Linked DNA regions of Mus musculus: all the other regions are linked to region 2. Evidence: chromatin contacts called from ENCODE Hi-C or POLR2A ChIA-PET data. All regions are on one chromosome and are shown on one strand. The core of a region is the stretch at or near the end of the contact, and the rest is flanking DNA. Distances in the headings are between cores, read along the strand shown. Region 1 holds the start of Gt(ROSA)26Sor (gene trap ROSA 26, Philippe Soriano). Region 2 holds the start of Tatdn2 (TatD DNase domain containing 2). Region 3 holds the start of Thumpd3 (THUMP domain containing 3).

Region 1 (3,876 bases), core at 254-2,753, 620 kb after region 2:
AGAGCCCAGAGCTCTGGGCGAAAAATGAGTTGCTGGTGAAGACGTTACACAAGTAACATGAGAAAGCAGAAAATGCAGGTCATCCACGCACCCCTGACCCAGGCCAGCAGGGCGGGCTGCAGCATCAGTACACAGGAGAAAGATCCTTATTCCTAAGAATGAGAAAGGCAAAGGCGCCCGATAGAATAAATTAGCATAGAAGGGGCTTTCCCAGGAGTTAAAACTTTCCTTCTGAGCGATTACCTACTAAAACCAGGGCTTTTGCCCACTACCATTTACCTAGGATCTTGGCTTGCACGGATTCATAGGGGCATATCCCTCCCCCTCTTCTTTAGAGTCGTTCTTAAAAGATCGCTCTCCACGCCCTAGGCAGGGAAAACGACAAAATCTGGCTCAATTCCAGGCTAGAACCCTACAAATTCAACAGGGATATCGCAAGGATACTGGGGCATACGCCACAGGGAGTCCAAGAATGTGAGGTGGGGGTGGCGAAGGTAATGTCTTTGGTGTGGGAAAAGCAGCAGCCATCTGAGATAGGAACTGGAAAACCAGAGGAGAGGCGTTCAGGAAGATTATGGAGGGGAGGACTGGGCCCCCACGAGCGACCAGAGTTGTCACAAGGCCGCAAGAACAGGGGAGGTGGGGGGCTCAGGGACAGAAAAAAAAGTATGTGTATTTTGAGAGCAGGGTTGGGAGGCCTCTCCTGAAAAGGGTATAAACGTGGAGTAGGCAATACCCAGGCAAAAAGGGGAGACCAGAGTAGGGGGAGGGGAAGAGTCCTGACCCAGGGAAGACATTAAAAAGGTAGTGGGGTCGACTAGATGAAGGAGAGCCTTTCTCTCTGGGCAAGAGCGGTGCAATGGTGTGTAAAGGTAGCTGAGAAGACGAAAAGGGCAAGCATCTTCCTGCTACCAGGCTGGGGAGGCCCAGGCCCACGACCCCGAGGAGAGGGAACGCAGGGAGACTGAGGTGACCCTTCTTTCCCCCGGGGCCCGGTCGTGTGGTTCGGTGTCTCTTTTCTGTTGGACCCTTACCTTGACCCAGGCGCTGCCGGGGCCTGGGCCCGGGCTGCGGCGCACGGCACTCCCGGGAGGCAGCGAGACTCGAGTTAGGCCCAACGCGGCGCCACGGCGTTTCCTGGCCGGGAATGGCCCGTACCCGTGAGGTGGGGGTGGGGGGCAGAAAAGGCGGAGCGAGCCCGAGGCGGGGAGGGGGAGGGCCAGGGGCGGAGGGGGCCGGCACTACTGTGTTGGCGGACTGGCGGGACTAGGGCTGCGTGAGTCTCTGAGCGCAGGCGGGCGGCGGCCGCCCCTCCCCCGGCGGCGGCAGCGGCGGCAGCGGCGGCAGCTCACTCAGCCCGCTGCCCGAGCGGAAACGCCACTGACCGCACGGGGATTCCCAGTGCCGGCGCCAGGGGCACGCGGGACACGCCCCCTCCCGCCGCGCCATTGGCCTCTCCGCCCACCGCCCCACACTTATTGGCCGGTGCGCCGCCAATCAGCGGAGGCTGCCGGGGCCGCCTAAAGAAGAGGCTGTGCTTTGGGGCTCCGGCTCCTCAGAGAGCCTCGGCTAGGTAGGGGATCGGGACTCTGGCGGGAGGGCGGCTTGGTGCGTTTGCGGGGATGGGCGGCCGCGGCAGGCCCTCCGAGCGTGGTGGAGCCGTTCTGTGAGACAGCCGGGTACGAGTCGTGACGCTGGAAGGGGCAAGCGGGTGGTGGGCAGGAATGCGGTCCGCCCTGCAGCAACCGGAGGGGGAGGGAGAAGGGAGCGGAAAAGTCTCCACCGGACGCGGCCATGGCTCGGGGGGGGGGGGGCAGCGGAGGAGCGCTTCCGGCCGACGTCTCGTCGCTGATTGGCTTCTTTTCCTCCCGCCGTGTGTGAAAACACAAATGGCGTGTTTTGGTTGGCGTAAGGCGCCTGTCAGTTAACGGCAGCCGGAGTGCGCAGCCGCCGGCAGCCTCGCTCTGCCCACTGGGTGGGGCGGGAGGTAGGTGGGGTGAGGCGAGCTGGACGTGCGGGCGCGGTCGGCCTCTGGCGGGGCGGGGGAGGGGAGGGAGGGTCAGCGAAAGTAGCTCGCGCGCGAGCGGCCGCCCACCCTCCCCTTCCTCTGGGGGAGTCGTTTTACCCGCCGCCGGCCGGGCCTCGTCGTCTGATTGGCTCTCGGGGCCCAGAAAACTGGCCCTTGCCATTGGCTCGTGTTCGTGCAAGTTGAGTCCATCCGCCGGCCAGCGGGGGCGGCGAGGAGGCGCTCCCAGGTTCCGGCCCTCCCCTCGGCCCCGCGCCGCAGAGTCTGGCCGCGCGCCCCTGCGCAACGTGGCAGGAAGCGCGCGCTGGGGGCGGGGACGGGCAGTAGGGCTGAGCGGCTGCGGGGCGGGTGCAAGCACGTTTCCGACTTGAGTTGCCTCAAGAGGGGCGTGCTGAGCCAGACCTCCATCGCGCACTCCGGGGAGTGGAGGGAAGGAGCGAGGGCTCAGTTGGGCTGTTTTGGAGGCAGGAAGCACTTGCTCTCCCAAAGTCGCTCTGAGTTGTTATCAGTAAGGGAGCTGCAGTGGAGTAGGCGGGGAGAAGGCCGCACCCTTCTCCGGAGGGGGGAGGGGAGTGTTGCAATACCTTTCTGGGAGTTCTCTGCTGCCTCCTGGCTTCTGAGGACCGCCCTGGGCCTGGGAGAATCCCTTCCCCCTCTTCCCTCGTGATCTGCAACTCCAGTCTTTCTAGAAGATGGGCGGGAGTCTTCTGGGCAGGCTTAAAGGCTAACCTGGTGTGTGGGCGTTGTCCTGCAGGGGAATTGAACAGGTGTAAAATTGGAGGGACAAGACTTCCCACAGATTTTCGGTTTTGTCGGGAAGTTTTTTAATAGGGGCAAATAAGGAAAATGGGAGGATAGGTAGTCATCTGGGGTTTTATGCAGCAAAACTACAGGTTATTATTGCTTGTGATCCGCCTCGGAGTATTTTCCATCGAGGTAGATTAAAGACATGCTCACCCGAGTTTTATACTCTCCTGCTTGAGATCCTTACTACAGTATGAAATTACAGTGTCGCGAGTTAGACTATGTAAGCAGAATTTTAATCATTTTTAAAGAGCCCAGTACTTCATATCCATTTCTCCCGCTCCTTCTGCAGCCTTATCAAAAGGTATTTTAGAACACTCATTTTAGCCCCATTTTCATTTATTATACTGGCTTATCCAACCCCTAGACAGAGCATTGGCATTTTCCCTTTCCTGATCTTAGAAGTCTGATGACTCATGAAACCAGACAGATTAGTTACATACACCACAAATCGAGGCTGTAGCTGGGGCCTCAACACTGCAGTTCTTTTATAACTCCTTAGTACACTTTTTGTTGATCCTTTGCCTTGATCCTTAATTTTCAGTGTCTATCACCTCTCCCGTCAGGTGGTGTTCCACATTTGGGCCTATTCTCAGTCCAGGGAGTTTTACAACAATAGATGTATTGAGAATCCAACCTAAAGCTTAACTTTCCACTCCCATGAATGCCTCTCTCCTTTTTCTCCATTTATAAACTGAGCTATTAACCATTAATGGTTTCCAGGTGGATGTCTCCTCCCCCAATATTACCTGATGTATCTTACATATTGCCAGGCTGATATTTTAAGACATTAAAAGGTATATTTCATTATTGAGCCACATGGTATTGATTACTGCTTACTAAAATTTTGTCATTGTACACATCTGTAAAAGGTGGTTCCTTTTGGAATGCAAAGTTCAGGTGTTTGTTGTCTTTCCTGACCTAAGGTCTTGTGAGCTTGTATTTTTTCTATTTAAGCAGTGCTTTCTCTTGGACTGGCTTGACTCATGGCATTCTACACGTTATTGCTGGTCTAAATGTGATTTTGCCAAGCTTCTTCAGGACCT
Region 2 (3,463 bases), core at 477-2,976:
CAGAAATCCACAACTTTGGTGAAAAGCCACACTAAGAGTCCATTTCCTGAGCTGCAATTCAGAGCGGTTCTAAGTACAAAGACCATTTAATTTTATTTTTAATTAAGTGCACGTATGTGGGTTAAGTGCACATGAAGATAGATACCCATGGGAGCCCGAGGAATGGGAGCTGGAATTACAGGGGCTTGTGAACCACCTGACCTGGGCTCTCAGAACCTGTGTCCTCCTTCAGCAGCTGTATGTGCCTTCTTCTCTCCAGCCCCAAGGGCAAACTCTATAAATTGACCGAAATCTACATCATCTTTCCTGGGCATTATTCCACCTTCCATTGTGCTGATCCTCCAGTTCCACTGTCCATTTACAATCACTCGAAGGTTGCAGAGATCCCTCCAAACTATCTATAATCACTCTCTCTGGGATGGCAGACCACAACCATTATCAGGCTTTCCTAGTAGTTCCAAATGCCACCAAGTTTGAAAACCCCCTCCATACTGAGCTCTACCCCTCAACACCCTCCCCCTCGCCCCCCCCCACACACACACCAGGCCCTCCACAGGAAAGATCTAATTTTTATTCTCTTCCCACCAAATGTCTTCTCTCCACCCCTCAAACCACGTGCAAGGGACTTCACTGTTTGCCAGACGTCGCTGCCACGTACCTTAACGCTACAAGCTTCCTTCCGTAGAGAAGCCATTTCTTCTAGAGAGGAGTGGGCAGGGTGCAGAGGGGACCCCTTGGACGTAAATAGTCTCCGAGGGCTCGCAATCAGGAAGCCAGGGGAAGCGGCCTCACCCACACCTGAGCCCGAAGAGAGAGAGGACGAAGAAGAGGAAGAGGAGGTGCGACGGCGGACTGAGCTCCGAGGAGCGCGGGCCACATCGTCCCCGCGCCGGACTTTCAGACGCTGGGGGCTGCTGGCCCCTCGAGGACGCGACGCACACCTGCGACCTGGCCGGCTGGAGGGGGCCACATTGCCGGGCTCCCGGGGGCGGCTGCGCTTGCTGGGACACCCTTCCGACGTGCTGCCCCAGTGATACTTGACCTTGCGCCGCTCCGACGCCATGGGCACCTGCCAGGGACAGAGGAACGACGATTGTAGCAGCAGCCTTGGCGGCTGCTCGCCTCACACCGCCGGGAAGCCGCTAGGGCAACGGCGGGAATCGGCCCCACTGACCTTTCCCGTTCCTGTCGTCTGCCCATTCCAGTGCTACGGGCTTCGGGGACGCCACAGCGCTCCGAGAAGCGTCCGCGGGCCGAGCGCCGAGCCCGAACAACGCGCAGCCCAAGTCCGCGAGCGCGGCTGTCAACAGCGCGCCACTCCCGAGACGCCGAGGCGCTTCCGGCGCGGCGCGGCGCGGTGCAGCGGTCTGCCTTCCGAAGCCCTGCGCGGGGGGCCGAGCGCGTGCGGAGCCGCCTTTTGGGCCGCACGCGCCCGCAGGCCCCGGACGCCAAGGGCGGGCCGCGGGCGGGGTGGCCGCTCGCCTCCCGCCGCCCCGTCCCGCCCCGGGCCTGAGGGAGCCACTGGCCTCCGGAGCCGCGCGCCGGAAGTCACCTCCGCTCCTCCAGCTGACCCGGCCCAGCGCCGCACCGCGCCCTCATCCAAGGCCTCGGCCCCGCCGCCTACTTCGCAACCTCGGCGTCAGCTCCGCGGAACCTGCCCAGCGGCCGGCGGCCGGCGTGCGGCAGGGGCGGAGCCGGCGTCAGGGACGGCGCCGATTGCTCCAACGGGAGAGGGGCGTGACTTCGGGCAAGACGGAGCGCGCCTGTTGGTCCGACGTTCTGGGGCGTGCCCCTACGCCTCACGAAGCTCTGTGGTTGGTTGGGAGCGATATGTGGCGGAGCTTCTCACGTGGCCCTGGATCCGCGCGAAGGGCCTGCTGGGGACGCCCGGGAGCCGAAAATACCGATGGAGGGTAACTTGGCGGGCCTCTTGGTACCGGACGCGCGTGCCAAACATTGTCACTCACTCACCTACTCACCCATCCCCCCTCCCCCTTTTTTTTTTTTTTTTAAAAAAAACAACGCAGGAAACTGTGGCTCGATAAAAACCAAGCGACACACCCAGAAAGTGACGGAATTGGGGTTAGCAGGCACAAGCCATACACACACAAAAAACAGAACCAGGCCTGCCGGATAGACCTGTAAAACCAACTGCTCAGGAAGAAGAGGCAGGACGATTGACAAAGTCCAGCCTAGACGTTTTAGAACCTGACTACAACTAAAAAAATTTTAATAGCGGGGGGTGGGGAGAACAGAGAGGTGCCTGAAGCAGCCATAGTAGCTCACATTGGTAATTCCATTTGGGTCGCTGAGGCTGGGGAACTGCTGAGTTCGAAGCCAGTTTGGGATAGCTAATGAGTTCCGATCAACCTAGGCTTCCGAGTGAGATCAAAAGAAAAGAAAAAAAAAGAGAGAGAGAGAGAAAGAAAAGAAGAGATATAACCCCACATCAAGAGAGCCGTAGGACAGAGGATCCAGAGTTCAAGGTCACCTCCTAACTTCTTGAGACCCTGTTTCAAACCTTCCCACACCAACCCCAGAAAAGGTAATGATTGCAGCTCAATAGCAGAGCACTTACAGGAGAAGCAAGCTTTTGATCCTAATCACCAAATTACCCAGGTGTCACACAAGTCTGTAAGTAATCGCAGCCCTCTGGAGGTGTTGGAGGGGAGGGTCAGGAATTCCAGACCAGCCTGTGACACTTAAAATGCCCCCGCCCCCCAGAACCAAAACAGTAAAGAAAAGAGTTTGTCCTACTACTTCATTCCCAGACTGCTCTTGGCCAACAGCTGTGGTGGCAAGAACTAAAGGCTCTCCACACTCAGCTGGCCTTCACTTTTTTTTTTTTTTTTAATTACCCAATGCAGGAGCCAAACCCATGGAATAGCACCTCCCATACTCAGAGTCTTCTGTCTTCAGTTCATCCTCTCGGTAAACTCCCTCCTAGTCACAGCCAGAGCATATCTAACTCCTAGAGGGTTGTTAACCCAAGTTCACAGTGAAGGTTAACCATCCCAGAAGCCATCTCTATTTGTTTGTGGGGTTTTTCTTTTTTTTTTGGGGGGGGGGGTGTCGTTTTGTTGTTTTGGTTTGATTTGATTCTTTCAAGACAGGCTCTCTCTGTGAAATCTTGACTGTCCTGGAACTAGGTCTGCCAACCAGGCTGGTCTCAAACTCATAAAATTCTGCCTGCCTCTGCCTCCCAAGTGCTGGGATTAGAGACACGTGTGTGCTGCCACCACCACCTGGCAACCATCCCTATTTGTAACAGTAAAAATAAAAGCAACTTTAATATCCATGAAGGGTTATACAAGTGCCCCAAGCCCTGCAAAGGTGGCATTGCTGATAAAAACCCTCCCTAAAGTGACAATGTACTAAATCACTGGCCACAACCATGAAGTCTTAAGTTCAAATACCAGGACCCACATAAAAGCTGGCTGTACAGCAAGGGTATATACAATCT
Region 3 (3,880 bases), core at 81-2,580, 650 kb after region 2:
AGTTTCTCTCTCACTTCCCCCGCAGCCGTTTGTTCAAAGCCAGTGGGTACAGTGGCTCCAATAGTGACTTGGAGATGCTCCGACTCACTTCTGACGCCGCTTTCTACCAGCGACACAGGCTCTTTGTTGCCATCAAGGTTCATACCCAGGCACTCTCTGGTAGCTTCTTGAGTGTCACAAGACATGATGGAGATGTTTCTAAAAGGACCAACAGTCTCTAGAGGCAATACAGGGAAGAAAAAGGGAAACAATGCCATCTCTTTTTGTATTTCAATGTACCTATCGAGTTAAAACTGTAGTATAAATAAGGGCACGGATTACAGGCAGTGAAACGTGACTAAACAAGCAATATGCAGGCTCATCAGGAGAAAAGACAAGAGTGTTTCCACTGCATGCAGTGCTTGGCTTAGGCTCATCTGTGTTGGTAAGCACCATCTTACATTTGCTAACATGAATAGAGAAGCTCCTCTGTTGCTCTTTCAGCTTAGCACTTCAGGATGTGAGGCTGTAGTGGTTCAGAGTTAAAAATTCTTGCTTCCCACACTCGCGGGTCCAGGAAGCAAGTTACTCCTGCCTAGTTTCGAACTGGAAACTAAATATATCTCTCTTTCCCAAAGACAGAAGATTTTAACGAGAACAACACAATTCTGGACTAATGATCAAAACTTTTAATGTATGGGTGAGGTATCTACTTTCCGCCATGTAGACAAGTGGGCAGTGAATTTATTAAAGATTAACTCAACTTCCACTATCTAAACAATTACAAATATCTGAAAGCCTACTATGTGGTGACGCCGAGATCCAATGACGCGCATGCTGGGGACACCTTGGAAATGTCTGAAGCTAGTAATACAGACGTCCTGTGGGAGTGTTTGTGGAGGTTGAAGGGGCTGGAGTGGTGTTACCGTGATGGAGGGCCCACACCTCCCACCAGCTTTTCAAAAGCGCCGTGGCTTAAGCTAACATCTTCCTTGTCCCTAATGCTGTGCCAACCAAGAACAGGCCACAGAGGTGAACGCGGTTCCACCGTGTCACCGTTCGCCACTGTGAACACAACTCCTACGGACAGTGTGGAGAGCAGAAGGGCTGTTCGGACCGAAGGGCAGTGGCTCTCTCACTCCCACCCTCTGCGAAGCCCAGCGAGAGTCCAGACGCTCAGCCCCAGCACCGACCTATACGAAGCCACCGCCGTCTTCCCCTGCGTCCCACCCACCCGGCCACTCCCAGCCGCGGCCAGTTACCGGCAGCAAGCACAGACCCTTCCGGTCTCCGCACCGCGAGCACGCCGCCGGAAGCCGAGGTGCCAGCCCGGAAACGGAAGTCAGGCCTCGGAGGGCACGGTGCTCCCACGCTCCGGGGTAGGCGGGGGAGTGTGCGCGGAGAGCTGTGCGCAGTTGGGTGCACTCTGACCCGGAAGAGGAAGAACGGCCGGTAGGCCGGTCACCTGCCCGGAGGGAACCACTGCGGAGGGCGCTCTCCTAGCGAGCGGATGCTCGGTTGTTCTACTTCCTCTGCCCTCAGTGTCGAGCACTGGGGTGAGACTGGGACTTGATTCCAGTCTTAAAGCCAGAGAAACCGAGGCTAAAGAGATTCTTCTCCCCCATTCCCGTCTTGCACAACACTCTTTACTTGGAATTTCTTTTTGAGATTGGAGTCTCACTATGTAGCCCTGACTGGCCTGCTCGTTTTGTCGATCGTTCTGTCCTGGAAATCACAGATATCCGCTGTCTCTGCCTCCGGGATGCTAGGACTACAGGTGTGCGCCACCATACCCGGCTTGGATTCTGCAGGGACCGGCAAGCTGTGCTGTAACTAGAGTATAGCCCCTAGCCTAGCCTGCGGTTTTCAGATCATGTTTCTCTATATATGCCAAAGGTTACATTTCCTATATTTTAGTTACATGTATTTCCTGTGTGTGTGGAGGGAGCTTGTGTGCCACACCTGAGGTCAGAGGACAACTTGGCAGAAGTTGCTTCTCTTCCACCACGTGGGTTCCAGTGATCCAGCTCAGCTAATCAGGATGGGTAGCAAGAGCCTTTACCCTCTAAGACGTCTCACCAGCCCCAAATGTAACATTTTAAAAGAGGAAACTTAGAACTCAACAGAAAGAGACAGCCGGATTTTGGGGGGGGGGGGGGAGCGATGGTGGAGAGATGGCTCAGTGATTAAGGCTTGCTTTTCCAGAGAATTCAAATTTGGTACCCAGCACCCACCCACCTCTGGCCGCTCTCAATACCTGTAACTTCAGGGGCTCTGACAGCCAAGTCTGGCTCCAAGGGCATTATGACACTGCATTGCAATCTCTCTCTCTGCCTCTCCCCTCATCCTCACCAATAAATAAATAAATAAATAATAAAAATTGTTTAAAGTTTCAGTGGTGGCAGCAGCAGCTGAGGCATGGAGCCACACTGTCCTTGTCAGCACGGACAATGAGAAAGGTAAAAACCGGATCCTTGCCTTGGATGCATCAAAGAGTTTAGGAGCAGCCAGTATCGTAGAAAGCGGCGTTGTAGTTTAGTAAAAAATAAAAAAGGGGTCTGACAAACGGCCCAGCATGTAAAAGGTGTCTGCCATCAAGCCTGGCCATCTGCATTCTATCCCCAGGACCCACACTGTGGAAGGAGAGAACAAACTCCATGGGTTGCCCCCTGACTTCCACAAGTGTACCGTGAGATCCTCACCTCCATAAATAAATGTTTGGGAGGTGGGGCAGATGGTGGGGCTTACCATCTTTAATCCCCGCACTTGGGAGGCAAGGGCAGTTGAGTCTCTGAGTTTGAGGCCAGCCTGGTCTACAGAATGAGTTCCAGGACAGCCAAGGCTGTCTTAAACAAAAAACAAAAAAACAAAACAAAAAAAGCACCTGAAAGTGTAGCCCTCTCAAAACAGCAAACTTTATTAAAGACAGTGTTAGCATAGATTTTAAGCCTAGAAATTCAGAATAACAACTCTTAGTGGCTCTGAAATTACATCTCAAATGGAAAAGAAAGCTTTATTCCTTCTTTATTTTTCATAAATGAGATTATAGGATGTTTCAGAAGTACCTTGGATGGGATTACACTCTAATAAAACCGGAAGCCACTAGGGTTGTACAAAGGGGTTAGGACATGCCCTTTACTAAATGGAGTTTCTGATGAGAGTTCTAGAAAATTATAGGTTCTGAGATGAGAAAGGAGAAAGGCCTCAAGCAGTTGCTAAGTGTTTTGGAATCTGTGATTCTCAGCTGTTGAGAGAGCGGCTCCTTTTGCTTCTCAGGTCCTTGTAATTTCTCCTTTCTATCCTGCTTTACAAAGGACTTGCATCAGAGCTTTTGGAAAAGGTACATGAAAGACCAATATAAGTACATGAAGTACATGGTCACTATCACCAATCATTAGGGAAATGTACACTAACACTAACTTTATGATAACTATTCAAATGGCAAGTTTGAAAAGCAAAAATCATCTCTTATAGGAAGGATGTGGAGCAATGAAATCTTGCTGCTGTCGATGCAAAATGTGACAGCCACGTTAGAATTCAGTTTAGCTTTTCTGAAAGAGGCGTAACATAGATCCACCATATTACCTATTCTACCAGCAAGCATATTATACTCAGAAGAGAAAACATTCAAACAAGTTGTTCACAAACACTGCATATAGCCTCCAACTAGAAACAACCTGAAATCCATGTGGTATTTGCACAACAGGTTAATATTTAGTCTTTAAAAAGTTCTGTTGAAACTTTTATTTTGTGGTGCCTGATTGCAAACCCAGTGTTTTACATGTGCTAGGTAAGAACTCTACCATAAGCTACCTCATAAAAAGTACTGAAGTACAGGTACATGCTACAACACGGTCAAACTTGGATGCCATGTTAACTGAAAGAAGCCAGATGCAAAAGA

Evidence for each region. A loop is a pair of places that touch in the nucleus more often than their neighbours do. ChIA-PET counts read pairs that join two places held with the same protein, here RNA polymerase II (POLR2A).
Region 1: POLR2A ChIA-PET joins it to region 2 with 10 read pairs in embryonic stem cell. The contact joins the promoter of Gt(ROSA)26Sor here to the promoter of Tatdn2 in region 2. A Hi-C loop is called at or near these places in 1 of 37 maps with a recorded cell type or tissue (T-helper 2 cell). POLR2A ChIA-PET finds 5 or more read pairs at or near these places in 1 of 5 experiments (embryonic stem cell).
Region 3: a map of regulatory T cell shows a loop between it and region 2 (4-fold over the local background). The contact joins the promoter of Thumpd3 here to the promoter of Tatdn2 in region 2. A Hi-C loop is called at or near these places in 1 of 37 maps with a recorded cell type or tissue (regulatory T cell). POLR2A ChIA-PET finds 5 or more read pairs at or near these places in 1 of 5 experiments (embryonic stem cell).

The regions. Positions count from the first base shown.
Region 1 is chr6:113,074,871-113,078,746 of GRCm38, reverse strand. Gt(ROSA)26Sor (gene trap ROSA 26, Philippe Soriano) reads left to right here and starts at 1,503. Exons shown (of 3, transcript NR_027010.1): 1 at 1,503-1,573. It overlaps Setd5 (SET domain containing 5), which reads right to left and starts at 1,108. Exons shown (of 22, transcript NM_028385.1): 1 at 1,035-1,108.
Region 2 is chr6:113,695,313-113,698,775 of GRCm38, reverse strand. It overlaps Tatdn2 (TatD DNase domain containing 2), which reads right to left and starts at 1,726. Exons shown (of 8, transcript NM_001347356.1): 1 at 1,175-1,726; 2 at 659-1,069. The coding sequence starts at 1,063.
Region 3 is chr6:113,043,752-113,047,631 of GRCm38, reverse strand. Thumpd3 (THUMP domain containing 3) reads right to left here and starts at 1,330. Exons shown (of 10, transcript NM_008188.3): 1 at 1,242-1,330; 2 at 1-217. The coding sequence starts at 185. It overlaps Gm43868 (predicted gene, 43868), which reads left to right and starts at 1,461. Exons shown (of 1, transcript NR_164179.1): 1 at 1,461-3,597.